7 separate regions of the Homo sapiens genome follow, and regions 1, 2, 3, 4, 6 and 7 are each linked to region 5. A link is a loop called in an ENCODE intact Hi-C map of the cell type or tissue named here. Cell type or tissue: heart right ventricle. All regions are shown on one strand. Region 1 has its middle 9.1 kb from the start of FAM20B. Region 2 overlaps CRYZL2P-SEC16B (CRYZL2P-SEC16B readthrough). Region 3 overlaps CLEC20A (C-type lectin domain containing 20A). Region 4 overlaps LOC101928866 (a long non-coding RNA gene). Region 5 overlaps RASAL2 (RAS protein activator like 2). Region 6 overlaps RALGPS2 (Ral GEF with PH domain and SH3 binding motif 2). Region 7 has its middle 23 kb from the start of FAM20B.

Region 1 (4,000 bases), 720 kb before region 5:
TTGACTGATACAGATTTAATGCTATGGAATGAGTGTGTCCCCACAAACTCATAACTTAATGGTATATCATGAACAACTTCTACATTATTACATATTTTTACTACAACATTTTCTTAAATCACAACATTTTTAAAAGATCTTTGGGGCCGGGCATGGTGGCTGACGCCTGCAATCCTAGCACTTTGGGAGGCTGAGGCGGGAGGATCACCTGAGGTCAGGAGTTTGAGACCAACCTGGCCAACATAGTGAAACCCCGCTTCTACTAAAAATAAAAAAATTAGCCAGGCGTGATGGTGGGCACCCATAATCCCAGCTACTCGGGAGGCTGAGGCATGAAAATCGCTTGAACCTGGGAGGTGGAGTTTGCAGTGAGCTGAGATTGTACCATTGTACTCCAGCCTGGGCGACAGAGTGAAACTCAGTTTCAAAAAAAAAGATCTTTGGTATTCCATGCTGAGGTTATACTGAGGTTTGTTTAGCTGGTTCCTTTTAAGTTAGACATTTAGGCTGCTTACATTGAGACTTTTTACATAAAGGTCATAGGGCAGAGAGGCATAACAGAGATGGAGGTGTTCTCCCAGGACCCAGGCACATGTGACACAGAGGGAACTTGTCACAGATACAGCACAGTTCCACTCCAAGGGCTCCTGGAGAATCCATAAGCAACTGGAATTATCCTCTTTGATGATTCATCCAGATGTCAAGGGCAGAACACCCTCTGGCCTTCTTAGCTAGCTGCCTGCTAATCAGCAGCTTACTCAAGAAAAGGCAAAGTTCATTATCTTTCACACGTCTGCAGTTTTTCATTTTTCTCCTTTCTCCTCTTTTCCTATTTCTTATTTTGGCTCTGATATATGAAATAAAGCTATTTTTGGTTTCCCTTGTATTCAAGTAAATGGTGCCCTAATAATTAACCCTATGTCTTTGAATTATTCTTTGATACTATTATACACAGTCTTTCTGTGATCATTCTTGTAGCAAATTGGTGTGCTTATTCAGGACTGTGTTCCATGGCACTAACTTCTGGTGGATGCTGTGTGACTGTATTGCCCTATCTGACTCTAGCCCACAATGTGAAGGAAGGCAGCTTTCAGCATCACAGGTTATAAAATGCACCAAAGAATGACATAATGACACAGAAATAAATATAGAATGCTCAATGAAAAGCTAAGTACTGGAGAAACTTACAAGGAAAATGAAAATAATTCCAGCCCTGCAAATCTTACCTTCCTCCATACGCAAACACAGACTGGCAATTCACAAGTAAATGCAAGGTTTTCAATATCCAACAGTTTGTAGTCATGAAAAAAAAGTCAAAAGTAAAACACTCCGTACAGTGCCTTTCCTTGTCCTTTTTAAAGCTCAAAAGAGGCTCAAGCAACAACATTCTCCTTCTGAGTTGAAACCAACAGGAGCTGAGGCTGCCCTGGGACAGTGGCCCTTTTATGAACTGGGAGTGAAGACCGGGCTTATTCACAGGACTTGTGGGGCAGTTGGACCACACCCTTTCTGGGCTGCTTGCCAGTGTGTGGTTTGGGCTGGGCCTTGATGGGATTGCTGATCTCCAGAGGGCAACATGGGGTGTGCATTTGAACCAGCCTTCCTTCGGGGAAGCTTTAACGTCAACTATGAGATGTGGCTCTTGATAGATTTTCAATCCCCATTTCCTGAGCTGCTGCTGCATGCTGGGCCTGGGGACAATAAGGACACCTTGCTGGCCTGTGCAGGATCCCAGTCCAGTGGGAAGATTGACACATAGGCCCAGAATCACAGTAAAATTCTGCCATCATTTGTATAACAGACATCTACTGGTCAGCTCTTTTTGCCAGCTCCACGATTCCAAAAGAGGAAGGGTTTCGTAGAGGCTGTCTGGTTGGAAAGGGGTAGCTAGGGCACTAGATGGAAGCAGTTTTTTCATAGATTATACACTGCAGCCTATAAATATAGCAAAGTTTTCCAAAGGTGTTTTTATTCATGTACATATGATTGAGAAAATGTTTCTCAGTTTCCATGTCATTACATATATTGCCACATTCTAAAATTGTTTTTCATATTTGATTATTACTTGGGGTAGTAGGGGAGGCACTAATAGATGGTAAGAGGCAGATACATTCTCCCTAAACCACTCCTCAGGCTGCATTAGGTACAGAGGATGCCATCTAACACTGCCTGCGCAGCAAGCAGGGGCTTGCGATGCAGGTGGGGAGTCAGCAAGCAAATGCAAAATACAGTACAACTTAGCAAGTGCTGCTCATGCATCTGCTTAATGGCTCATTCTTTTAGTGTTTATTGAGTGCCTACTGCAGCCAGCCACAGTGCTGGGCCCTGAGGGTGCTCCTTCTCTGAACTCACAGGGCAGTGAGTCCTAGGGGTAGGGTTGCCTGATAAAACACAGGTGGTCCCATTAAATTTGAATTTCAAGAACAATTTTTTGGTATAAGTATGTCCTATGCAATGTTTTTATTTGTTAAGTCTCACAACCCTCCCAAGGAGAGACCATAAAGAATGCAGAATGCTCACAGCCGGGCACGGTGCCTCACACTTGTAATCCCAGCATTTTGGGAGGCCGAGGCAGGTGGATCACCTGAGTTCAGGAGTTTGAGACCATCCTGGCCAACATGGTGACAGCTGTCTCCACTAAAAGTACAAAAATTAGCCTAGCATGGTGGTGCACACCTGTAATCCCAGCTACTTGGAAGGCTGAGGCAGGAGGATCGCTTGAACCCAGGAGGCAGAGGTTGCAGTGAGCTGAGATTGCGCCACTGCACTCCAGCCTAAAAAAATTAACCTGGCACGGTGGCACGCACCTGTAGTCCCAGCTGCTTGGGAGGCTGAAGTGGGAGAATCGCTTGAACCTGGGAGGTGGAGGTTGCAATAAGCCGAGATCACACTACTGCACTCCAGCCTGGGTGACAGAGCAAGACCCTGTCTCAAAAAAAAAAAAAAAAAAAAAAAAAGAATGCAGAGTGCTCAGGACACGGAGGGTTAGGAGGAACTCCTCAGGTATCTGCTTACTTGGCATCCCCTCAGCAAGGCCGCCATGAGTGTCTTATCATTCTGCAGCCCTTCACCTTAATCATTCTGAAATTATACAGGATGATATAGCAAGGATTATCAGTCTTGCCCAGATGAATGTACTCCCCAAGAGCAGGGTCCTTAACTGTCCTAATTCCCAGCACATAGGTGGGGCATAACTACTTGTGGAATGAATGAATGTTCCTGGGGCAGATGAATGGAGGGCACTGTGGTCAGGAAAGGCTTCACAGAGAGGTGGATTGGAGTAGGGCCTAAAGAAAATGAGGGGTTTACTAGGTGGACAGAGGGGAGGGAAGGACACTCCAGGCAGAGGGATCAGTATGAACAGAGACATGGAGGAGTGGAAGAGCCGGTGGCCAGACTTTTTTTTTTTTTTTTTGAGACAGTGTCTTGCTCTGTCACCCAGGCTGGAGTGCAGTGGTGTAATCTTGGCTCACTGCAACTTCCACCTCCCAGGTTCAAGCAGTTCTCCTGCCTCAGCCTCCTGAGTAGCTGAGACTATAGGCATGTGCCACCATGGCCAGGTAATTTTTGTATTTTTAGCAGAGATGGGGTTTCACCATGTTGGCCAGGATGGTCTCGAACTCCTGACCTCAGGTGATCCACCCGCCTTGGCCTTCCAAAGTGCTGGGATTACAGGCATGAGCCACCGTGCCTAGCCCCAAGTGGCCAGGTTTTATAGGAGTGTTGAGGACGTGTCTGGGAAGGAGTAGGGATCAGGAAAAGCAGCAAGGGCCTGGCCAGGTTCTTGTGTGCCTGCCTAGGTAAGGAACCAAGGGGTTTTTAGGAGGAGGGGAATTGAAGAGGTGTGGGGTCAGAGCAGAGAGGGCATCACAGAAGCTATCCGCCTAGCAATGGTCTGGGCAAGAGAGCCTGAAGGTCTGAAGCAGGCAAGGATGAGATCATTTGCGGGTATTTAGGAGAAAGAATCAGTAGAACTTGGGTGTAGAAAGTTCTACAAGCC
Region 2 (4,000 bases), 270 kb after region 5:
CCCCAGCTTAGCATTGTACGTGGCTCTTAGTAGGTGCTCAATAAATACTCTAAAAATGAAGAAATGAACAAATGAATTTTCACCAGAATTATCATTGGTCCTAGCCATTCATTCCCTTTCCTTGCTGGATATTGCCCCAGTTTTGTTTCTTCACTGAAGGATCACAGACATCTGTTTGCAGCTAAAACTTTCAGCCTCACAGACACATTCCCAATAAAACCTAATGCCAGGCCGGGCATGGTGGCTCACGCCTGTAATCCTAGCACTTTGTGAGGCTGAGGCGGGCGGATTGCCTGAGCCTAGGAGTTCAAGACCAGCCTGGGCAACAATGGTGAAACCCTGTCTCTACCAAAATACAAAAATTAGCCGGACGTGGCGGTGTGCGCCTGTAGTCCCAGCTACTCGGGAGGCTGAGGCAGGAAAATTGCTTGAACCTAGAAGGCGGAGGTTGCAGTGAGCCAAGATCATGCCACTGCACTCCAGCCTGGGCAACAGAGTGAGACTCCGTCTCAAAAACAAAACAAACAAACAAACAAACAAAACCTAATGCCAAAGGATCAGAGAGAAGAAGAGTGTGGATTTCTTAGCAGCCCTCTGCCTGATTTTTGTTCCCAGTCTACCCCTAGATCCTGCACATGTGGACAAGTGACTGATTTTTGTTGTTGAAATTTATTTAAAGGGATGTAAGTATAGCTTAGCATGTATATAGTACATGTACATTTTATACAGATATATATCATGAAAGATAGAGTGATTGCAAATAGTTACCGTGTTTTGTTTTCAGGGTGTTTGATTGTATCTCGACAGTTAGAACCATTTCCTTCTGTTTATATTTGCTGAAATACTGGTTGGGGGGAAGATGTCATACACAATTGAGTTATTCCCCTGGCAGCTCAAGTAGGAAACATCATCATTAATTCAGAAATTTCAGAGGTGAAAAAGGAAAGGGCAGACAGCACCAGTTCATCCAGTTGAGCCAAGTACTGTCTGAATAAACACAGTTCATGTCCTTGAGGGCCCTACAGGCCAGCAGAAGAGACTTGAAAACAGATAAATAAATAGGATGAACATTGTCACTGGGGTGCTATAGGAGGTCCCAGTGATTAGGGTCAAAAGTACCTGTGTACCTGTGATTCTCTGTGCTTTTGCACATTCTTGAAATTTTCATTTGTGTCATGGTAAGATTGAGACTGCTATAGCTTCCCAGGTTGTGATGGTGAAATCTTATGTTTACTTTCCTGTGCTTTGAGTATAACACCTTACCTCTCTACCTGCATATGGAGAGGAGGAGGGGCACCTAAATCCTCAGCTCCGAAAGCTGTTGGAATAGCCTGTCGATCAGTGTTTTCTCATCTCCATGGTGTTGTGTTTTACAGATAACCTAATCTTTAAACAATATGTTTTTAGGAATGGACTTTTCTGGGACAGTATTGGAGACAGGCACAGATGTCAGGACAGTTAAAGAGGTAAATTAATTGAAGTCTAGGGAATCAATGTATATGTAGCTATGAAAAATATGCTAACTTCATTTGTAGCCAAAGGGTCTTGCTTCTACTGGCTTTTGCCTGCAGACACCAAAGGGAAACCTAACTAGAAAGGTAAGAAACAAAATTCTTTCTGGGGAAAGGAAGTAATTGGAAGTTCCTGGCTTCATTAAACTTTTCATTATGAATAAAAGGCGGCACCTCAGTCTTTAACCAAGAGGACAGAGAATTTGATTCTCTTGTGAAATTAAGAGTGGGCTTCTAATTCAAATCAACCTTTCCCTTACTCTCTCTCTTCGTCTCAAATGTGCTCACTCAAATTGGCTTCACAGCCTGGTGGTGGTATTGAGAGAGTTATTATTTTATTTACTAAACAGTAACTCTGAATAATTAAGACCAACCTGTGTCTTATGGAGTCAGAGATGTGCATTTTTTTTTCTTTTTTGATTAATTCAGGAAAAGGAATGCAAGGTCATACATTTGCACATATCCTTAATGGTATGTTTCCTTTAGGGAGATAGAGTTATTGGCACAAGAAACTTTAATTGTATGGCTGAAGAATGCGTCACTGACCAGAAGGTATCTGTACCACTCAAGATTAATGGTTGAAGATGTTTTTTCTCCTTTGTTTTTCTTTAATTTCCACCTATCCCTCATTCCTGTCTTCCCCTCTCCCTCTTTTTCTTTGTATTTATTTGGTCATGTCTTGTTTCTCAGCTAAGCACTTCATTTTTTCAAATGTTAAACTCCTTCTCTTCATTAATGTGACAACACTTTGCACAGAGCTTTGTTTGCATTGAGTGTTTTAATGAAGAACAACATTTTGTTTTCTGAGTCCTTGAGCTGGCTGTTCATTTGGACTAGGTAGTTTTAGTAGAAAAGCTGGTTTTGGGCATTGAGCTGGATGTAATGGGCTTCTCCCAGACACAAAGCTTATGAAAGAGATAGCCCTGGGAATGGAGCCAGCCAGGGTAGTCTAGCATGGTTGTGCAGGGTGTGAATGGTGCCCCCTGGTGGTGGACAGTACACAATTGTCCCCACCAGCTTTACTGAGGTAAAACTGACATACCAGACCATTCACCCATCACAGTACAGTGATCTGTGTTCCATTCTCTACCTGTTGGCTCCTTTCTGAGCCAGATGCTAGCCTTGGGGTTTTGAAGTCTGATGCATTCAAGTTCTGAAATCTGCTACAGCTTGCTTAGTTTTGACTTCCACTGGGCTTGGTTATGGGCAAGTGATTCCCTTTACAAATCAGTCACTGAATCAAATCCTAATATTTACTGAGCAGCCTTTACGACTTAGGTACATACACTCAATCTGTAAGTCACTGTTATCTCTTTTTTAGGACCTGTGGCAGATTCCAGAAAAGGTCTCCCTATAAGAAGCTGCTGTCCTCCCTATAACTTATGGCACTGCGATTTTTGCTCTTGAGCATTGGGCCCGTACCCAGCCTGGGTAAGGACTGTGTAGATGACAGAAGGCTAGAAAGTACCCTTCTCTTGATATCAGAAGTGTCCGACAAGGCCATGCCCCACCTCTTCCCTTCCCTTCCCTTCCTTTTGGCTGAGGAAAGGCCAAAGGGAGGTAGCCACTTGAGATTGGGGTTTTTTGACTGTGAGGACATCCTTCTGTCTGAGAGGAGATGATAGGCTGTGAACTTGGCCATTGTGAATTGGAGAAATACCTCTCTCAAATGTGACCGCCCTGGAGATCTCATAAAAGTATTAAAGTGTAGATAGTTGGTTTATTTAAACCCATTTCACTCTGAGTTTATTAGAGGCCTATGGTATTTGTTTCTGTGAGGCCTTGTTGAGTGTGTCAGATGGGACATTTCAGGAGAAAAGGTGCTGAAGTTTGACTCTTTACCTGGAGCATACGTACTACTTCTTGATCTTTTCAGAGAGGTGAGACTCAGAATTGCTTCAGAGAGGTGGGTTTAGTTGAGCAGTGGCCATTACATGCTCATCACCTTGTAACATTGGGCAGTATCTAATATGAGAAGGATTTTAAGATAGAATTTCTGAAGAATAAATTGGAGTGGTAGCTCAAAGGAAGGGTTGCCACTGATATGAGGGAGAGGCTACCTAGAGAGATTCAGGAATATTTTTCCTGGGAGGTCTTCAAAACTGAACCCAATTAGCACTAATCTAGAAGTCACATCCGTAAGCTTACAGGGTGGAGAACAGATGTATATGAAGGTTTGAATGAAACGACCTCTAACATTCTTGCTTTAAAATGTTCTGTTTCTAAAATATTTGTGAAATCATATTACTGGTTGACTTCTGAAGGTTTCTGAAGTAGCATTCATCTTTCTTTGGCACAGAGTTGTTTTAGTGACGGCAGCAGCTGGAGCCACAGGCCTTGCAGTGATGTAGCAACAAATGTTCTTCAGGCCAAGGTTATTTGTATGTTAGAGTCACCACTTACAAAAATCATAACTCCAGTTTTCAAACATATATTTATTCAAACAATATATTCATTCATTGATTAAAAATCATGTGCAAGGCACTGGG
Region 3 (4,000 bases), 190 kb before region 5:
GCTGCTCTCCTTCTGCGCAGCAGGTGAGGCCCCCCAACCTGGAGGAGGGTGCCTGGCTCCATGCTCCCCCGGGCTAGAGGCTGAGGGAAGGGGGCGCACCCCTGAAGTTCCCAGATTTCCAGGTTGGAGGGAGGCAAGGTGGAAAGAAATGAATGCTTTTCAACCCTCAGAACAGGGTTGGGAAGGGAGCTTCGCCCTCATCGCCCCTAACCAGACAGTACTCAGCCAGCGTCCAGAAGGCAGCAGTCAGAAACAGTGCGGCTCCAGCAGCTTTCTTTCTAGCGGGGCTAAGACATTCCTCAAAGAGACGGCCGCGCAGGTCACTTCAGAAGCATGTGCAATGCAGGGAAGGACATCACCGGGGTGTGGACAGGGACGGGCGTTGTGGGGGTCTGTGGACCAGGGGGCGGCAAGGGTTCTCGGAGAAAGGGAGCCGTGGGTGAGCCTGAGGGGGAGAAGGAGCCACCAAGAAAGCCAGGAAAAGCCCTGGCTTGGAGGGTGGCGGCTGCTGATGCAGGTGGGAGGGGAGGGCGCAGGGCCCCATGGCTGCGACCCACATGGCGGTGGGTGGTCAGGTTTTAGGCCCTCTGGCTGCAGAGTCGGGGCGTGTGGGGACTGCCGAGGGTAGAGGGGTCTTGGGCCCAGGTGTCGGCAGGCAGGCAGAGAAGGGCTAAGTTCAAGGCCATGGAACTGACTAGAGGCTCCCGGGTAGGGCTGGAGAGGCCGGCGGGAGGGGCGCCCTGCATGGGGCTGGGGTGCCAGGGGTGGACACCGTCCTAAAATCAATTATGCGGGCCACAGCCAGTCATTAAAAAAATAAGCAGAATGCTTTTCTCAGTGACAGGAAGCATCCTCCCCTACGGTGGGTGTGAGGAGCTTGTTCTCCTTGGCAAGTGCCTCCTCAGCCCTGGCCCCTGGCTTCCATGCCACGGCCTGTGCCCAGCTCTCCAGTCTCATTCTCCTCTCCTGGGGCATTTAGCTTGAAGGGTTCCTTGTGGCCCAGACCCCCAAGGTCCCAGCACCAAGCCCTTCATTCTTCTCTGCCTCCCTCCATAGGCAGGGCCTGGGCAGACAGAGCAGCCCTGGACCAACCACATTTACTGGGACCAAGAGGGTGGAGTCAAGGAAGGAAGGAACACAGATCTTGGGGCTTGGGTTGGCTTCCTGGGAGACGTTTGATTTGCTCATTAGTTCCTCCCTCTCTTTCCTTCCTCCCTCCCTCCCTTCCTTCCTTCCTTCTTTCCTTCCCTTCTCTTCCTTCCTTTTCAATACATTGAGCCCTTGTGATGTGGCTGGCATCATGCTGGGCCCTGGGAATATAATGAATGAGGCTCGTTCTTTGCTCCTAAGTTGCCTATACCAGGTGATACAGACAGACAAGCAAAAAGGTCTCTTCCCTAAAAGCTTTTAAAAAATCCTGATGCTAGTCCCAGCAGCAGATCTTTGCTTTAGGGTGGGCCTGGAAATTGGTATATTTGAAAAGCTTCCTAGGTGACTCCAGCTTGCAGCTCTGGTTATGAGCCCCAGATGGAGGGGCAGTGCCCTGCCATGGATATGGGCCTGGAGCTGAGAGCCTGCCCAGGGTACTTGAGTCTGGGCTGTATTCCTTCCCACTGAGTGACCTTGGCTGTGCCTCTTTAACTCTCTGTGACTTGGTTCCTTCATTTGTAAAACAGAGTGCTATCTTAGGCAGCTGGAAGAATTCCTTGAGCTGATGGCACATGGCGGGTGCTCAGCAAGCATTGTCTATTGTTATCAAGCACTAACAAAGGTGCACTGCAGCATGTAGGAAAGGCACCTCACCTTTTCTGTAGAAAGGATGGGGCAGAAGAGTGAGGAGTTAGCTGGGCAAAGGGACTGGGGAGATGAGGGAATGGGAGAATAGGAATCGTGGATTGAGGGAGCTGGAGGAGGTGGCCGGCTCTTCAAGAACAAGAGAACAGCTTGTGCCAAGGCTGGGAGGTAGAGCTGGATATGACTGGTGGGCCAGCGGCGAAGTGCAGAGTGGGCGGGAAGAGGCTGGGGAGGCCCACCCGAGTGTGGCTGAAAGCTCTTTGAGGACTAGGGGCTGGGGTGGGGACAGCCATGCTATGACAGCCTCTCCTGTTCCAGCCCTGCAGCTGGTGAGCAGTAAGAGGGACTTGGTTCTGGTGAAGGAGGCGCTGAGCTGGTACGACGCCCAGCAGCACTGCCGGCTGCACTACACAGACCTCGCTGACCTGCAGCCAAGTGGCCTGTGGAAGCTCTACTCCCTCATGACCAGCACCCCGGCTTGGATTGGCCTCTTCTTCGACGCAAGCACTTCTGGCCTGAGATGGTCCAGCGGCTCCACCTTCACAGCCCTGGAGTGGGGCCAGAAGCTACCTGAATTTGGGGTGGGCTTCTGTGCCACGCTGTACACTTGGCTGAAATTACCCAGCATAGGGGCTGCCTCCTGCACAGCCCAGAAGCCCTTCCTCTGCTACTGTGGTGTGTTCACATTCATATTTCAGGCTTGGTCTTTCCCCCAGGGGCCTCACTCTGTTGCCCAGGCTGGAGTGCAGTGGTGTGATCATAGCTCACTGTAACCTCCAACTCCTGGGCTCAGGTGATTCTCCTGCCTCAGCCTCCTGAGCAGCTGGGACTACAGGTGCATGCCACCATACCTGGCTAATTAAAAAACAAAACAAAACAAACAAAAAACCAACCTTAATAGAGACAGGGTCTCGCTATGTTGCCCAGGCTGGTCTCAAATTCTTGCCTTCAAATGATCCTCCTGCCTCAAGTCTCCCAAAGTGCTGGGATTATAGGCATGAGCCATTGGGCCTGGCCCAGGGTTGGTTTTCAATAGCAAATGACGGGGCAGGGAGAGACAGAGAGAGAAGCACCCTTTCAGAGGATAACTGGTCATGACTTTACTCTTTTTGCCACATCACTTTCTCTCTGTGGCCTCTATTTCTATCTCCTCTGCACCCCTATTCGAAGACCTCAATAGAAAAAATGGGTGTAAGTCAGGATAGAATACAAATAAAATTTGGAAATTTCCTTTCTTTCCAATTAGGGATTTGGGGGAAGGAGAAAAAGAAAGGGAGCCAAGAGGGAAAGACAGGCTGGGGTTGGGGGGATGCATGTGTACCTATGCAGAAGCAAGAGCAGAATTCACTGTCTTCTTCTCATGAAGCACAGGTGGATGGTTAGGGTCTCAGAACTGGGCAGGAGGGGAGCGGCCACCCTCTGGGAGATCCCCTGCTTCCCGCTAAGTGGGCAGTGGGAGCCAACTCTTCGGGCATCTTTGCGGGAAATCCACCATCGGTACGCCATGCGCAAGGCTCCAGCTGTTGGAGAACAGCAGCCCCCTCCTTGTGCTCCACCGGGCCCCTCTCTGTCCTGGCTGCCGGTGCCTCCGACTCCTGTCTCGTTGCTGTTGGGAAGATCATACGTGGGCTGGTTGTGGCGTGCACAGCACTTGCCCGGTAAGAGTGTCACTTCCTGCTTCTCCCTCTGTCAGCCAAGGCTCAGTCCAACTCTGTGCCATCCTCACCTCTCAAATAGGGTTATGGAGGACCAACCTCAACATGTGCCCAACATGGCCACGTGGTGCCTGCCCCGGGACCTTGAGAAGTAGCAGGTGGTGGCTGCCTAGATTTAAATGCTGGGTTCCCAAGGGAGTAAGGAGATTCCCAGGGGTGGTGAGTGTGCCTGGGACCAGGAGGCCTGCAAAGGGAGGGGTGTGCGTATGGCGTTGTCTCCCGCTCCCCACACTGTCCCCACACTCCACCAAGATGGGTCCTGACCTCTCTCCAGCTCTGCACCTCTGCTGCTAGCATGTGGGGTCAAGTCAGCGCTGTCTCTCCTCTGGGTCTGCCCTTGACCCCTAAAATCTGTTCTCTACACAGAGTGAGCTTTTAAAAAGGTAAATCAGGTCACTTCCCTGTAAACAAAAGAATCAGGAGGACCTGGCAGCACTTAGAATCCTGTCCTCCTTTAGCCATCAGGCCTCGCCTCCCCTCTTCGGCCTCAT
Region 4 (4,000 bases), 210 kb before region 5:
TTACAAGGTCCAAAATCCATGAAGTCAGTAGCTGGGTTTGGTGGTGCACGCCTGTGGTCCCAGCTACTTTAGAGGCTGAGGTGGAAGGATTGCTTGAGCCCAGGAGGCCAAGGCTGCAGTGAGCTAGGATCACACCACTGCACTCCAGTCTGGGCAACAGAATGAGACCCTGTCTAATTAAAAAACAAAAAACAAAAAAGAAGAGGAAACCTACACTGGACACTCAAACAGAATGAAATCTCCTAGCAAATGTGAACTGGAAGAGTTAGGATTAGGGTTAGGGACTCACCTCTGTGTCACCTGAATGGCCAGTGGGCTGGAGCATTGAGACAGAGACTGGAATAATGATCTGGTTTGTCCAGGGCTTTCCCGTGCAATAGTTCCAGTCTGTCCCAGTCCCAGTCTAACCCAGTCTCATTCTGTGGAAGGCCCTGCAAACCTCCCTCCCCACCACAGGCTTCTGCCCTTCTGCAGCACAGAATGTGGGTCTGGTCTACACTTCTCTTGCTGTTCTAAGCCCTCTGAGTAGCACTAGGGCCCAACCAAGTTGCCTCAGCTTTGCCAGCCCCTTCCTGAGGGGTGGGCCCTGCTGCTGTCTTCTTGGCTGAGAATCCATAACCTTCTTCAGCTGAACCTTTGTGTCCAGCCCCATGAAGCCACCTGAACTTGATTCCTGCCTGGAGATGCCAAATGCTAGGCCCCACCCACCGAACATGGCAATGACTCAGATTGAGCCAAGTTTTTCAGAACCCGGAGATACTGACTGCTGGTTGGCATCCAGTGGGGTCAGCCTGGCCATTGACTCTTTTACATCTGGTTTACCTCCTTCCCTTGAACGTTCTGCCCCCGAGGTCATTAGGACCTCAGAGCTGAGTCCATGTGAACATTGGCCCAGAAAGTTTGAATCCTCTTCTCTTGGTAGGGGTTTGGGCCTAGGCTGGAGACAGAGCATTTCTCTCTCTCTCTCTTTTTTTTTCCTTTTTTTAATTTAAGACAGAGTTTCACTCTTTTCACCCAGGCTGGAGTGCAGTGGCATGATCTCAACTCACTGCAACTTCCACCTGCCACGTTCAAGCTATTCTCCTGCCTGAGCCTCCCAAGTAGCTAGGATTACAGGACCCCATCACTATGCCTGGTTAATTTTTTTTTTTGTATTTTTAGTAGAGACGGGGTTTTACCCTGTTGGCCAAGCTGGTCTCGAACTCCTGACCTCAGATGATCCGCCCACCTTGGCCTCCCAAAGTGCTGGGATTATAGGCATGAGCCACTGCGCCTGGCCTAGAGCATCTCTTACCTGGGGCTGTGGGGTGGTGATAAAAGTGAGGGAACTTGTAAAGCCAAGAGTCACGTAGAGAGCTGAGGTCAATGTGCTCAAGAAAACTGGTTAAGTGGGTCTCCAAACAGAGAAGCCAAAGGCAGATCCTGAGAGCTCTGGTGGAGAGACCCAGGGGAGATGAGAGAAGTGAGGGAACTGATGCTAGCATAGACATAGCCAGCCTGGGAGGTTCTCCTGGGTGACTGAGTGGTGAGTAGGGAGCATCTGGGTGCATTTAAAGACTAAGAATTAGGCAGTTTCCAAGGTGGTTTGCTCCTTTCTTCTTGTTACATCACTGAGCCCTGTGCAGGGCTGTGGATTTTTTCTCTTGTTGGCAAAGAGCATTGGTAGAATGCTCATAAACAGGCTGTGTGGTTTTCTAGAACTTGAATTCAATGGATTCTATTTTCCTCTCGCATTTAATGCCAAAATATTTTTCTTCTCTAGTTTAGGTTTAACAAAGTTAAACAATATACATCCAGATCCACGTTGATATGCTGGACATAAGATTGGGTTGTGTTTAGCTCTGAGTCACGCCCTGAAGAAACCCCTGCGAGGCATCCTGTTTGCCTCTGTGAGTGGAGCGAGGGAGCCAGCTCCCTGAATCAGCCCATCTCCGAGGTGGCTCCGAACATTGTTGCTGGAAGCTTAGAGTCCAGCCTTATTCTCTAGTCCTTCCAACAATTAAACCAGCTGAATGTGGATTCTCTTTGCAACTGAGAACCTAACTGACAGAGCTGGCCGCATGTTCCTGGTCATTGTAGATCTTTGGGGATGCCCAGGTGTGCAGAGGTAACTCCTGGTTGGTGACCCATGAGGACACTTCCTATGCAAACATCAAGGATGTCTACTTCGTGCCATGTCGTGAATTCTCAGGGTAGGTAATTTCGACTCGTGGCCATGAGCAAAAGGAAGCCCGATGTGTTTCTGTTTAAGCCTCTCATGATTTTTTTCCACAAATGCTCTCACTTGGCTGGTTTTCTGCAGCCAAACATCAGACCTTTTACTGCACCCAGACACCTGGGACAGCCTTTTCCTCACAGAGGGTTGAGGTATCCTTATCTTATCTGCTCACCCAGCATGCACTTTCACCAGCAGCCCTGCTTGTGCAGTGAGCAGCCAACAGAAGCCTGCTTCCTGACGCTTCCGGCTCCTCCCTACATGGGACTCTGAGGTGTTCTTGAGCCATGTGACAAACCAACACTTCAAGATGAACCCTCTGGGGCCCTGGACTCTGACTTAAAGCTGAGGAAGAGGCATAAGTGACATTACTCTTCTGGGTGGCAACATGTGTGAAAATTGCCCTCTAGGGAAAGACAACTTGGATTGAATCAAACGCTAGAGCAAGCTGCACTCATTTGCCAAATCCCCTAAACACACATGTGAATTTATTTGTATCTAATTATTGATTAAACCCCATTGATCCCCTTCTTGTGCCCTCATCCCTCGAAAGACCATGATGATCATCCAGAGAAACCCAGCCAGAGAAACACGGATCCCGGGGCCTGCCTGGCTCTCAGCCCCACAGCTCGCTGGCAGGCCCAGGCTCCGGGCCAGGCTGGCTCTTAGCAAGCAGCTCTAGTTCAACATGCAGGTGACACCACACCCATTCCCATGTTCATTCAGCACAGGCTTCCTGAGCATCTACCATGCGTCAAGCACTCTGCAAGGCACCAAAGGCACACAGGTAATTAAGACATGGTGCTGGCTCCTGGGAACTCACCATCCATGAGGCTCACAGAGGCATCATTTGACCATTTTAGCACAAGATGGTAAGTGTGATGCTTGCGGTAGGCTCAGGGAACTGAGGGAGCCCAGAGGAGGAGCACAACCCAGCTACTGGGGCTGGGTCTCTGCCATGTTCATCTGGACCTCATTCCTGGCCTGGTGAGCTTCCCAATACCCCAGCTCCCCAAAATCCTAACTCCTCTGAATCCTAGCTCCCCTGAATCCTAGCTCCCCTGAATCCTAGCTCCTCTGAATCCTAGCTCCCCGGAATCCTAGCTCCCCTGAATCCTAACTCCCCTGAATCCTAGCTCCTCTGAATCCTAGCTCCTCTGAATCCTAGCTCCCCAAAATCCTAGCTCCTCTGAATCCTAGCTCCCCTGAATCCTAGCTCCTCTGAATCCTAGCTCCCCTGAATCCTAGCTCCCCTAAATCCTAGCTCCTCTGAATCCTAGCTCCTCTGAATCCTAGCTCCCCTGAATCCTAGCTCCCCTAAATCCTAGCTCCTCTGAATCCTAGCTCCTCTGAATCCTAGCTCCCCTGAATCCTAGCTCCCCTAAATCCTAGCTCCTCTGAATCCTAGCTCCTCTGAATCCTAGCTCCTCTGAATCCTAGCTTCTCTGAATCCACTGCAGGAGCCAGGCAGGGCCACTGAATGCCAGGCTTTGCCAGTCCCATTGCCTGCCTGAGCCTCTGAAGACGGCACACCCCCTCCGCTCATCATGGGGAGCTCCTGTCCATGCTGGGCCCTGGGGGGGCAGTGTGCCCCTGTCATATCAAATGGCTCTTTCTTCTAGCAGAGACCATGCTCACCTGTCCCAGCAGGCATGCTGCATACCAAATCAGCCCTCTGTCTGCTCCACTGGCCCAAGAGCACCTTTGCCTGGCCTTGTCACTGCACACAGCAGTTTGGACTGGACGGAAATCTACACATCCTCTAAGACTGTTGAACAACAAGGT
Region 5 (4,000 bases):
AAAGATAAGGACTGGCTCTAGACCAGACACTTTTGTCACCTTTAGTTTGTTTTTGGGGCCAGTACCTCGAACACTGTAGATATTTAACAATTTCCTATATAGTTCTCTCTTCTATAACACTGCAATAATTCTTGAGACTATAGTTGTACTTCCTCAAAATCTATTGACTTTTATGGGTCAAAACTTGAAGAGCGAAAGGTTCCTAGAAAATTGGTAAAGACAATAGTCAGGCTGGGCGCAGTGGTTCATGCTTTATTCCTAGCACTTTGGGAGGCTGAGGAGGGCAGATCATCAGTGGTCGGGAGTTTGAGACCAGCCTGGCCAACATGGTGAAACCCTGTCTCTATTAAAAATACAAAAATTAGCCGGGCATGGTGGTGCATGCCTGTAATCCCAGCTACTTGGGAGGCTGAGGCAGGAGAATTGCTTGAACCAAGTAGGTGGAGGCTGCAGTGAGCCAAGATCACGCCATTGCACTCCAGCCTGGGCAACACAGCAAGTCTCTGTCTCAGAAAAAAAAAAAGAGAGACAACAGTCAACATATCATTGCAAATAATGAAAGCAAAGGAACTGAAAGAAGGTGACTCTAAGCCAGTTCAATTTACATAGAACTTGGATGTGAAATATAAATAGGCTATAAAATGGTTACACCCAGACAGGTTTTTAGTAGAATTTAGGCCCACACCTAAACTGGTTTCAACACATGTTAAAGAAGTATAGTGGAAATAAGATGAGAGAAAAATCTGACTTCTCCAAGGTGGCTCCTTGGAAAAAAGTACTTGCTAACTCAACTAATTTCTAGGAAAGCAACAACTATTACACAATAAAAAGAAAAATAAAAGATTCAAATTCTGCCCAAAAGGATTCAAATTCCAGCCAAAAGCTCTGGGTTCCACTTAGAAATGAAGAAAAAGGCAACCCCCTCCAAAATCCCAAACCAAACCATGATTTTAGAAAACACAAACAAAATTACAGAATTATCCATACTGATCACCATAGAGACAATAAATGATTTCATCTACTTATCAAATGTCAAAAGTCTATGGTTCACTAAGCAAATAATAACACAACAATATAAAGCACCAAAACAATTCCTACTTTTCAAATTGCTTCATTTTTCTATTTAATCTTAATTATGTTCTTTTAAAATTACCTGACCAGTCTGATTATTTAAATATCCATTATTAAAAATGAAAACATTTAACAGAATACATTTGGTAGGGAATGGGAGAAGAGCTAGCTGCTTTGATATTGACATTAACTCCTTTAGTATATAACAATGGAAGTAAGGTTTCTTTAGTAACCTTACTGGAAAAATGGAAGTAGGATTTCTCCCTTTTGTCACCCACTCCAACCATAGTCCAGCATATGACTTTTATGAGACATGCAAGATTAACTTAGCTAAATTAGCCTGATCTAATATTACATCATATAAGACAACACCAGTAGCTACCTGAACAAGACACATCTAAACCACTTAATACTAAGTTCCAACACATACTGCTCCCTTATGAACCTCAGTGCTTCAACAAGATCACCAAATACTCTCTCAAAATCTACAGCTGAGCAATAAACCCAGAAGCAACACATTATCCCATCTGCCTAGGACTAAACAGCAACCTTACTAGTGCTCACATAAAGTCTTTCTCTTTAAAATAACTTTGCTGTCAGTTGGTTATAAAGAACAGAACTCTCTAATGACCTCTAACTCTCGCTTAACGTGCCATTGATTTCAAAGCACTTACTTAACAGGAAATGCAGGATGTTCTGTTTTACTCAGTAACAAGTCCATAAATTATGGGATAAAAGCTAGGAATTTATTTCCTTTTCATAGTAGCTTACCCAGTTTAGTGGCGCCCTCTGGTGGGTACTCGGGAAACTGACCCTCGGAAGGGACACTGACAGTTCTCCTCAGGCATCGCCCTTTGGTGGAATCTGTCTGCTGCTCCTGTCCCCCTTCCACAGGTATCTAGTTAATCAAAAGCAAAAGATAAAACTTAATAGTGAACTCACCATAACTACGTTCTGATTGAATAATGGTTTTAGTCAAAGAAGACAGGAGTGTGTAACAAAGAGTAAGGCAGGAGAAATATAGAAATAAAGTATATACAATGGTAAGGTATTACCAACCCCTTCACAGTAAGCTTTCCTTTAAAAAGAAAACTGGGCCAGGTGCAGTGACTCACGCCTGTAATCCCAGCACTTTGGGAGGCTGAGGTGGGTGGATAACGAGGTCAAGAGATCCAGATCATCCTGGCCAACATGGTGAAACCCTGTTTCTACAAAAATACAAAAATTAGCTGGGCGTGGTGGCGCCCACCTGTAGTCCCAGCTACTTGGGAGACTGAGACAGGAGAATCGCTTGAACCTGGGAGGCAGAGGTTGCAGTGAGCCGAGATCACACCACTGCACTCCAGCCTGGTGACACAGCAAGACTCCATCTCAAAAAAAAAGAAAAAAGAAAACTGAAACATCAGGAAAGGTGGGCATGTAAATTAGCTAACATGAAGTATGTACAAATCATAACCAGGTGCGTACTTGCTCCTGGAGCTCAGAAAACAAAACACCCACACAAATAAAATGTTTTTCTATATCAGAAACTGGTTCACAAGCTCCAATTTTGTCCAATGTTAAATAAAATAAATGGAAATAAAAGTTGATCAGAAAGACTTCGCCTCAAAATTATCTTAAAATATTTCATTAAAGGTAGTAAGATCACCCAAATGTTCTTCAATTTTAGAGTTGAGCACTTAGACATAGTTAATAAATCACATTTTCAGTGGAAACTTGTATAGATACCAACATAAAATGGTATATTTTCTTCCAAAGGTAAGAGTGTTTTTATAATCCTAATAAACATTTTTTCTGACATAATTTCAGAAACATATCAAGCGGTTATTTGCATATCAAGTGGAATGAGAACTATGAATAGTAAAAAAAAATCTCTAATACTAATAACTATTTTAAGACTTACAAAGCAGGTTATCAATGTAGAGTAATGGGATGGTTCAAAGTTGTGGGTTTTTTTTGGTTTTGGGGTTTTTTTTTTCTGGTAATCCTAAGTATTCAGTAATGAGATTTTACTAGTAGCTTTTATCAGAATTAAGAATTGTAACATCCTAAATAGTTTGGCAGAGTATGTCATAATTAATCATAACTCCTAATTTATTATGGCTCCAATACTGTTTTCAATATATTTCAATAATGAAACACTGAGTTCTTACATGTGCAAGTCTAATGAGTTCATATGTGTGACATTATGAGGGAGACATTATTATTATCTCCTTTTAAGAGATGGGGAATGAATGATTTATTTCTTCAAATGATTATAATGGACATGTATTGCATCAATTGATCCAGCAAAAGTAGGACAGGTATAGGCTTAAGTGTACATGCCTTCTGCTTTGCTTCCGTAATCCAACTCCTGTGACTTGGGTCAAGGAGATGATGGCAAGGAAAACTCTCTCTCTGTTACTGAGAATCCGAGGAGCAAATTCCTAATGCCTCCATAGGCACTTCAAATTTTCATACTCCTTATAGGACCCCCAATTCTCCCATTTCCTTATTACCATAACTATGGTTACTCTTTGCACATTGAGAAATTGAAGGGCAGAAGAAATGTAAAATTACAAAAATAAGCTGAGGCCAAAAAATAGCATCAATAAAGACATGAAGTCTTCCAAAAGTACTCTGTAATATAAAACTTCACAAACAGTAATCTAAGTCATCTGTCCCTTTCAGGATGGAAATTTTATTATCTCTACTTAAATAATTAAAAGAGTATCACTGATAGGTTTAAATGACTATCTCCTATTAAAAAAGGCGAAACATATCCTGTATCTGCCTTAAAAGTGGGAAGAATGACAGTAAATTTGGAAAAAATAGTCTGGTTCTTTGAAGAAATAGTTCAATCTAAATAAACATAACTATTTGATAATAGTTCTAAAAATGCCTATTATTTTAAATAATAAAGGTCTAAACCATGCAGAAAAAAAGTAGT
Region 6 (4,000 bases), 450 kb before region 5:
TTGACACAGCAACCCATTACTGGGTAAACTTTCAAAAGAAAATAAATTGTTCTTACCAAAAGACACACGCACTCATATGTTCATCACAGCACTATTCACAATAGCAAAGACATATAAAATCAACCTAGGTACCCAACAATGGTGGACTGGATAAAGAAAATGTGGTCCACGTACACCATGGAATATTACGCAGCCATAAAAAAAGAATGAAATCATGTCCTTCGCAGCAACATGGATGCAGCTAGAGGCCATTATCCTAAGCAAATTAACACAGGAACAGAAAACCAAATACTGCCATGTTCTCACTTATAAGTGGGAGCTAATCAATGGGTATTTGTGGACACAAAGATGGCAATGATACTGGGCACCACCAGCAGGAGTAGTGAGGGAAAGGGGGAAGGGTTGAAAAACTAACTACTAGGTAACATGCTCACTACCAAGGTGATGGGATCAATCATACCCCAAACCTCAGCATAACACAATATACCCAGGTAACAAATCTACTACACATGTACCCCATGAATCTAAAATAAAAACTGAAATTATAAAAGAAAAAAAATCACACATGCATTGGAAAAAAATAAAAAGAAAAAAGGAAATGTGACAAAATGTTAAAAACTGGTGAACTGGCCGGGCACTTTGGCTCATGCCTGTAATCTCAGCACTTTAGGAGGCCAAGACAGGCACATCACCTGAGGTCAGGAGTTCAAGACCAGCCTGGCCAACATGGTGAAACCCTGTCTCTACTAAAAACACAAAAATCAGCCAGGCATGGTGGCATATGCCTGTAGTTCCAGCTACTCGGGAGGCTGAGGCAGGATAATCACTTGAATATGGGAGGCAGAAGTTGCAGTGAACTGAGATTGCACCACTGCACTCCAGCCTGGGCAACAGAGTGAGACTTCGTCTCAAAACAATCAAACAAACAAACAAACAAAAACTGGTAAATTTAGTAGAAGGTATATAGGAGTTCTCTATTTTAAATAATTTTATATGTCAACTTGACTGAACCACAGGATGCCCAGACATTTGGTCAAACACTATTCTGGGTGTGTCTTTGAGGGTATTTCTGGATGAGATAAAAACCTGGATTAGTAGACTGAGTAAGGCAGATTGCCCACCCAATGTGGCAGACCTCATCTGTTGAGGGTATGAATAGAACAAAAAGGCTGTAAGAGGGAACTCTGCCTGCCTGAGTGCTTTAACTGAACATTGGTGTTTTCCTCCCTTTGGACTCAAGACTGAAACAACAAAACTCTTCTCAGGTCTAGAACCTGCTGGCTTTTGGACTAGAACTTATACCACCGGCTCTCCTGCTTTTCAGGCCTTCACACTCAGTCAGGAATTACATATTAACTGTTTTGGGTATCCAGCTTACCAATGGCATATCTTGGGACTTCTCAGCTTCTAGGATCATGTGAGCCAATTCCTTGTAATATATACTATATAAGAAATTATATAGTGTATGTAATTATATAAGGATTATATATATAATAAAATATATATACACATCCTATTCATTCTGTTTCTCTGGAGAACCCTAATACACTGTAAATTCTCCCAAATTATACAGAAGCTCCTCAACTTAAAAACCTTCAACCTGCAGGCTGGGGCACGGTGGCTCACACCTGTAATCCCAGCACTTTGGGAGGCCGAGGCGGGCGGATCACGAGGTCAGGATATCAAGACCATACTGGCTAACACAGTGAAACCCCGTCTCTATTAAAAATTAGCCGGGCGTGGTGGCGGGCGCCTGTAGTCCCAACTACTCGGGAGGCTGAGGCAGGAGAATGGCGTGAACCCAGGAGGTGGAGCTTGCACTGAGTCAAGATTGCGCCATCACACTCCAGCCTGGGCGACAGAGTGAGACTCCATCTCAAAAAAAAAAAACCTTCAACCTGCAAATTTTCATAGAAACCAACAAAGCTACACATCCAATAGACAGTACAACTCTAATGCAGGTACTGTTATAACTGAAGTGTTTTACGGTTTTTTCTTCCTGCTTAAAGCACTTGGTACATAAGTATCTCTAACTCGATTCCATAATAAGACAGAGACGCTTGGTCTCAAACATTTTTGTTTGAGTATTACGGTGAACATTACGCTACAACATAAATTTTAAAAGAAAAAGTACAACTGTTACCACCAACAGATGGCGTTAGTGATCACTTGTTTAGCATCAATCTGGACTTGAGACAAAATGAGCCGAGGAACAGCTTTTTGGACCTAAGCTCATATATCCATAAATTTTTGCCTCATGCTAATAATACAGATGAATATTATTTAGGAGATGGAAGATATTTTAGAGATCTCAACTTAGGGTGCATTTCAAACCCCCAGGTCTTCTCTAATTTTAATATTTGACTTGTCTCAGGGCCCATGTCCCACCCCCAAATACCATAGAGAATCATGGCTGTAGGAATTCATTGTAAAGTGATGAGAAAGTGTTGTATCTTTCAAATGTGTAAGAATGAAAGAATACGAAGGCAGGAAAAAAAAGGACAAATTTGCTAACCCACTGCTTTGTTCCAATCCTGATTTTACATAAGACAACATCAATCCAATGCCAAGGTCATGTGATCTTGCCAAGTCCACATAACCAGTATGGCACATTCAGTGCCTCGTATTCAGTGGACTACCAGTAGTTCAAGTACAGTACAGAGGGCAAATGTAAACAGAGGTGGGAAGCATCAGGAACTGAGTCTGAAGAAATAAAGGGCAATGTTTGTCACAATAACAGAAAAGCCTGGACTGTACACAATGAAAAGGCAGAGTCCATATTAATGAACTATTAAATTGTATCTTACAAATTCCATTCAGGATACATACATAAACAGAAAAAGAGAGAGAGAAAGACCATACTGAATTCAGAAGTCTCAACAAATGGATACCTAAGCAATGACTTCCCCTACAACAGACCCTTGGTATCAGTTTATTAAGTATTTTTTCCAAGGCAACTTGAAAGATTTCCAAATTGGAGAATATTACTATGGCATATAAAACATTAAAGTATAACTATTTTTTAACTCCTTCAGACCTTTAATGATTCTAAGAAGATTGAAATAATTTATACTTATTCACATTACTATATAAACTGTAAAGCTGACTCATATGCACCATGAATTTAAGCCATCACGAAATGTTACATTTTACTCTTTAATTTACTCTAAATTCTTCCTTCTACAGCTATTGCTTTTTGCTTCTCTTTGATCACCAGCAGTAGGAGTAGCTGCAGGAAGATAGTGCTGGCAACAAAAGCTACTATGGCCAGGCAACATGGCTCACACCTGTATCTCACCACTTTGGGAGAGGGAAGTGAGAGGGCCACTTGAGCCCAGGAGTTTGAGACCAGCCTAGGCAACAAAGTGAGACCCTCCCCCCCGCCACCAATCTCTACAAAAAAAAAAAAATTAAAAATTAGCTGGGCATGGTGGTTCATGCCTATAGTCCCATAGTCCCAGCTACTTGAAAGGCTGGGGTGAGAGAATTGCTTCAGCTTGGGAGGTCAAGGCTGCAGTGGGCCAAGACTGTGCCACTGCACACTAGCCTGGGCAACAGAGTGACACCCTGTCTCAGAAAAAAAAAAAAAAAAAATTACTACACAAATAGTAGAGATTAGCAAATCAAACTGAGATTTACCTACTAGGTAGCAGACTAGGACCAATCTGGGCTCAGTAAATTACAAATTGTCATATGCCATGCATCCTCCCTGTCATTCATGGGATGGAATAGTGAGAACCCACAATTATAAGTGTTAATTTGTGAAAGCCAGGAATCTATTCTATCAGCAACCGACTAGGAAAAAAAACGTTTTTTGCTCTAATAGTAAAGATCCCTCTGGTCTTTTAAAAGTAACAACACCTATAACAACATAAATATTTGCATAGCGACTTGTAGCTTACCCACATACTTTAATTTCACCAGAAGGATTTCAAGAAATGTTCTAGTAAATTTATGACCTAGTTTTTCATCAGAACATTTTTATTAAGAACTGAGAGTA
Region 7 (4,000 bases), 700 kb before region 5:
TTTAAGACAAATCCCACCTATCATTATCATTTCATCCATTTCTTTTTCCTTTTTTTTTTCTGAGAGGGTCTCACTGTGTCACCCAGTCTGTAGTACAGTGGAGCAATCACAGCTCACTGTAGCCTTGATCTCCCCAGCTCTGGTGATCCTCTCACCTCAGCCTCCAGAGTAGCCGGGACTACAGGCACGCACCACTACACCCAGCTAATTTTTGTATTTTTTGTAGAGACAGGGTCTCACTATGTTGCCCAAGCTGGTCTCAAACTCCTGGTCTCAAGTGATCCTTGGCCTCCCAAGGTGCTGGGATTACAGGTGTGAACCACTGTGCCTGGCCCGTTTCACCCATTTCTTTCTTTCTTTCTTTCTTTTTTTTTTTTTTTTGAGACAGAGTGTCGCCCTGTCACTCAGGCTGGAGTACAGTGATGCGATCTCTGCTCACTGCAACCTCTGCCTCTCAAGTTTAAGCGATTCTTGTGCCTTAGCCTCCCAAGTAGTTGGGATTACAGGTGTGCATCACCATGCCTGGCTAATTTTTGTATTTTTAGTAGAGATGGGGTTTTGCCATGTTGCCCAGGCTGGATTCAAACTCCTGACCTCAGCTGATTTGCCTGCCTTGGCCTCCCAAAGTGCTGGGATTATTTGCATCTCTAACAGATAAGACATGACCTAATCATTCTCAAAGGGGTTAAGAGTACTTCCGGGAGGCAGCAGCACCTAAGCTGAGGCCTGGAGAGGAAGTAGCCTTACCACCCGGGTGAAAGATACAGGAGGGGGCCTTGGGGAGGAAGGAGAAAAGTTTCAGATCAAAGGAAGTTTGGTGGCGGTCAAAGGTGAGGGGAACATGGTGTGTTTAGCACCTCTTTACTCACCTGTGGTCTGTGGACCTGGAAGATTCATACTACCTGGGAGCTTCTTAGAGCTTCAGAACCTGGACCCCCAAACCAGGCTTGGTGAATTGGAATCTGTATTTTATCAAAATCCCCTGGTGATTTGTTTACAAATCAAGGTCCTCCACATCTGAGAGGCTGGCTGTTTAGGGAACTGCCTATAATCTCAGCATTTTGGGAGGCCAAGGCATGGAACCAAGGCTGAAGTTCCATGTCACAGGAGGGAAGAATGGCGAGTGATGTGGCGAGAGCAAGGGGTGAGGTTAGGGAGGTCTGTGAAGCCAAGACACACATACCATTTTTATCCTGAGACCAGAGAAGAGTTGCTCAGTTTTGAGCAGTGGGATGCAATTTGCCTTGAGGCGATGGCTCTGCTACAGCGGGGAGAGTGGATTGAGCTGGGGGAGAAGGAAACAAGTTAGGTTTTAGTTCCTTTAGAAGCTGCAGGTTGCACTTTGGAGCCCAGCGGCCATGGTGTATTTTTATCATGTTCAAACCCCAGCTTGGCTTTTCACACACTGAGTGGCTGTGACTTAAGACACAGCTATTTAACTTTTCTGAGCCTCTCCTTCCTCATTTGTCCTAGGCATGGCACCTTCTTTTTATGAGACCTCAATCACAGCGTCAACAAAAAAACGAATGTCCAGAATGGAATCTGATTTTGATGTGTTAGGAATTCAGATGGAATCAGAAATGCTACAACTGGCTGGCTCTATACCGACTCCTAGCCCAGATGGCAGAACTCAGGCCCCTTTCCTTCTACACAGCTGTGTGGTCAGAGAAAGAGCCCAGAACTGGGGCTTAGGAATCCAGCTTCTAGAAAATTCAGCTCAGTGCTCCACCTAACCTGAAATCTCCGCAGAAAAGCAGCTCCACTCTCCAGCCCTCCATGCACATTCCATACCTGCCTGCCTGCCTGCCCCTGCTTAGGCTGTCTCCTGCACCTGAAGTGCACGTGTGCATGCGCGTGTTTACTCCACATTATGTTTGGGACACTGTGCTCAGTGCTTTGGGTGAGTGAGAAACACTCTCTTCTTACCCCATCAAAATCCATCCTACCCTTTGAGCTCATTTCCTACACGCCTTACCCATCTGAACTCAAATGGCCTGTGAAGTCATACCCCAGAGTTGAGAGCACCTGGTGGGGACATTTCGCCAGGGGAGAACGAGTCAGCAGGCCCTGATAGGGCCAGGTCCTCTCCCCAGGGTCTTGTGAAGTGAGCAGGGACAGAGCAAGGTCGGTCAGGGAGGGCCTGCAGGGGTCGTTTGGCCAAAGGACCGTGCCGGGGCCTTTCCTCTCTCCCCGTGCTGCACCTCCAAACATGACCACACGGGGTCAGTGTCCTTTCATGCTTGAGTTGGTGACCCCAGGGCTCTCTCTGCAGGGTCTTTCTGCCGAGTTGTAGCTAATTGTACAAAAACTTCCCCGAGGCTGGGAGCAAAGTAATCTTTTACGCCAGAATGACCCAAGGTCAGGGTGAAGAAGAAGAGCAGCAGATTGTTTTCACAGTCATGTTGTTTCACTGAGAGGGGCCCCTGGAGCCCTGCATGGATGCCCTACACAGGCCGGCTCAGAGCTCTCTGGCTCATTAGTAAGCACTCATTCGGGCAGACGGCTGGGGAGGCGGGAAGGCCAGCCACAACAGGGAAGACGTCTGAATTCCGCACACTTAAATCCCTCTGGAACATTCAGGGGTCCCAATCCACAGCAGACTATTCCTGCTGGTCCTGTTTTTTGTTTTTGTTTTTGTTTTTGTTTTGGAGATGGGGTATTGCTCTGTCACCCAGGCTGGAGTGCAGTGGGATGATCACAGCTCACTGCAGCCTCGGCTTCCCAGGCTCAAGCAGGCCTCAGCCTCCCGAGTAGCTGGGACTGTAGGCATGCGCCACCATGCCTGGGTTTTTAAAAATTATTTTTTGAGATAGGGTCTTGCTCTGTCGCCCAGGCTGAAGTGCAGTGGCACCTTCTTGGCTCACTGCAAACTCCGCCTCCCAGGTTCAAGCGATTCTCTTGCCTCAGCCTCTCGGGTATCTGGGATTACAGGCATGTGCCACCACGTCCTGCTAATTTTTGTATTTTTAGTAGATATGGGGCTTCACCATGGTGGCCAGACTGGTCACAAACTCCTGACCTCAAGTGATCCTCCCACCTCGGCCTCCCAAAGTGCTGGGATCACAGGAGTGAGCCACCGCGCCTGGCCCCATGCCTGGCTTTTAAAAAGTTTTTCTAGAGGCGAGGTTTCCCTATGTTGCCCAGGCTGGTCTTGAACTCCTGGGCTCAAGCAATTCTCCTGCCTTGGCCTCCCAAAATGCTGAGATTATAGGCATAAGCCACTGTGTCTGGCCACCAGTCCTGTTTTTAAAGTCTACAGCAGACTCAGCCTCAAGTACTGCTGCTGGTGGTTGAGACCTCAGCCCAGGCCACAAGGGCCAGGGGCTCACCCTTCACAGGAGGGTGGTGGGTACTGACACAATGGCCAACCACCCTGCCAGGCAGGACTTTGCTGGGGGAAAAGTCCCCAGAGGTCTAATCCAGCAAATGCATGTCTCACTGGCTCACCCACCCTCCTGCTCCCCAGAGAAGCAAAGAGTTCCTCAGCCTTATGTTGTTGATGGCTCTCAGGGCCTGAGATGAGGGCTGGGATGCGGACTTTGGAGAATGGGCTAGGGACCCTAGAGGCTGCTGAGGGCCAAGAATGGCTGTTGGTATAAATCCCTGGGCCCCACACCACAGTCCAGGCACAGATCAAGTTTTGTGAAGTCTGAAGCTTATATAATTTGGAGATCTCTTCAAGAAAAATAACACAAAATAAAAAAATACAAAGTTGAATATAAAAGTAAATATTTAGAATGAGAAAATAGATGACATCAAGTTATAAATTTTTAAAGGCTGACAAATACCACAAACATCACAAAATCCAGAAAATTCACGTTTTTATTAACTGATACACTTCTATAATATTTTTCCATGTGCTTCTGTCTGCCTACTCTTTGATGACCGCTTCAAATGCCAACAATTTTGTAGTGCCATTTTCTATAGAAATAATAGAAAGATAATTTAGTGTTTTTTCCAGCATAGTTGATCAAAAATTTCTGTAATATTGCTATAGGTT

What was found. Peaks named below come from ENCODE experiments on the same cell type or tissue, not always from the same donor. Only the 100,000 strongest peaks of a DNase experiment are listed, where the experiment ranks them.
Region 1: it touches region 5 in a loop (6-fold over the local background); 27 of 110 quality-filtered maps call a loop at or near these places.
Region 2: it touches region 5 in a loop (4-fold over the local background); 9 of 110 quality-filtered maps call a loop at or near these places.
Region 3: a loop joins it to region 5, with 2.9 times the contacts of the local background. A loop is called at or near these places in 79 of 110 quality-filtered maps.
Region 4: a loop joins it to region 5, with 4 times the contacts of the local background. A loop is called at or near these places in 81 of 110 quality-filtered maps.
Region 6: a loop joins it to region 5, with 5 times the contacts of the local background. A loop is called at or near these places in 25 of 110 quality-filtered maps.
Region 7: it touches region 5 in a loop (4-fold over the local background); 27 of 110 quality-filtered maps call a loop at or near these places.

What each region holds. Positions count from the first base shown.
Region 1 is chr1:179,014,751-179,018,750 of GRCh38, reverse strand. It overlaps a transcript of FAM20B not described here. Among named protein-coding and RNA genes, the nearest start is that of FAM20B, 9.1 kb to the left of the region's middle. RefSeq lists a cis regulatory region at 1,290-1,801. In heart right ventricle, no CTCF peak of the experiment used is centred here; a DNase peak (open chromatin) is centred at 1,510; H3K27ac peaks cover 1,389 bases.
Region 2 is chr1:178,030,493-178,034,492 of GRCh38, reverse strand. It overlaps CRYZL2P-SEC16B (CRYZL2P-SEC16B readthrough), which reads left to right. Exons shown (of 32, transcript NM_001356506.2): 4 at 1,408-1,466; 5 at 1,998-2,063; 6 at 2,833-2,942. It also overlaps the pseudogene CRYZL2P. Among named protein-coding and RNA genes, the nearest start is that of CRYZL2P-SEC16B, 5.5 kb to the left of the region's middle. In heart right ventricle, CTCF peaks have their summits at 2,294 and 2,497 (motif pointing left); a DNase peak (open chromatin) is centred at 2,472; H3K27ac peaks cover 1,981 bases.
Region 3 is chr1:178,492,923-178,496,922 of GRCh38, reverse strand. CLEC20A (C-type lectin domain containing 20A) reads left to right here. Exons shown (of 8, transcript NM_001395331.1): 1 at 1-23; 2 at 2,113-2,469. Among named protein-coding and RNA genes, the nearest start is that of CLEC20A, 2.0 kb to the left of the region's middle. In heart right ventricle, no CTCF peak of the experiment used is centred here; DNase peaks (open chromatin) are centred at 2,222 and 3,392.
Region 4 is chr1:178,505,242-178,509,241 of GRCh38, reverse strand. LOC101928866 (a long non-coding RNA gene) reads left to right here. Exons shown (of 6, transcript XR_001738307.2): 4 at 2,080-2,192; 5 at 2,942-3,087. Among named protein-coding and RNA genes, the nearest start is that of TEX35, 5.9 kb to the left of the region's middle. In heart right ventricle, no CTCF peak of the experiment used is centred here; no DNase peak of the experiment used is centred here.
Region 5 is chr1:178,297,961-178,301,960 of GRCh38, reverse strand. It overlaps RASAL2 (RAS protein activator like 2), which reads right to left. Exons shown (of 18, transcript NM_170692.4): 3 at 1,843-1,969. Among named protein-coding and RNA genes, the nearest start is that of CLEC20A, 200 kb to the left of the region's middle. In heart right ventricle, CTCF peaks have their summits at 1,652 and 1,866 (motif pointing left); a DNase peak (open chromatin) is centred at 1,880; H3K27ac peaks cover 425 bases.
Region 6 is chr1:178,751,728-178,755,727 of GRCh38, reverse strand. The region is part of intron 1 of RALGPS2 (Ral GEF with PH domain and SH3 binding motif 2); the gene reads right to left. Among named protein-coding and RNA genes, the nearest start is that of RALGPS2-AS1, 27 kb to the right of the region's middle. In heart right ventricle, CTCF peaks have their summits at 1,952 and 2,152 (motif pointing right); no DNase peak of the experiment used is centred here.
Region 7 is chr1:179,001,086-179,005,085 of GRCh38, reverse strand. No RefSeq gene overlaps it. Among named protein-coding and RNA genes, the nearest start is that of FAM20B, 23 kb to the left of the region's middle. RefSeq lists a silencer at 2,051-2,150. In heart right ventricle, CTCF peaks have their summits at 1,994 and 2,207 (motif pointing right); a DNase peak (open chromatin) is centred at 2,215; H3K4me3 peaks cover 661 bases.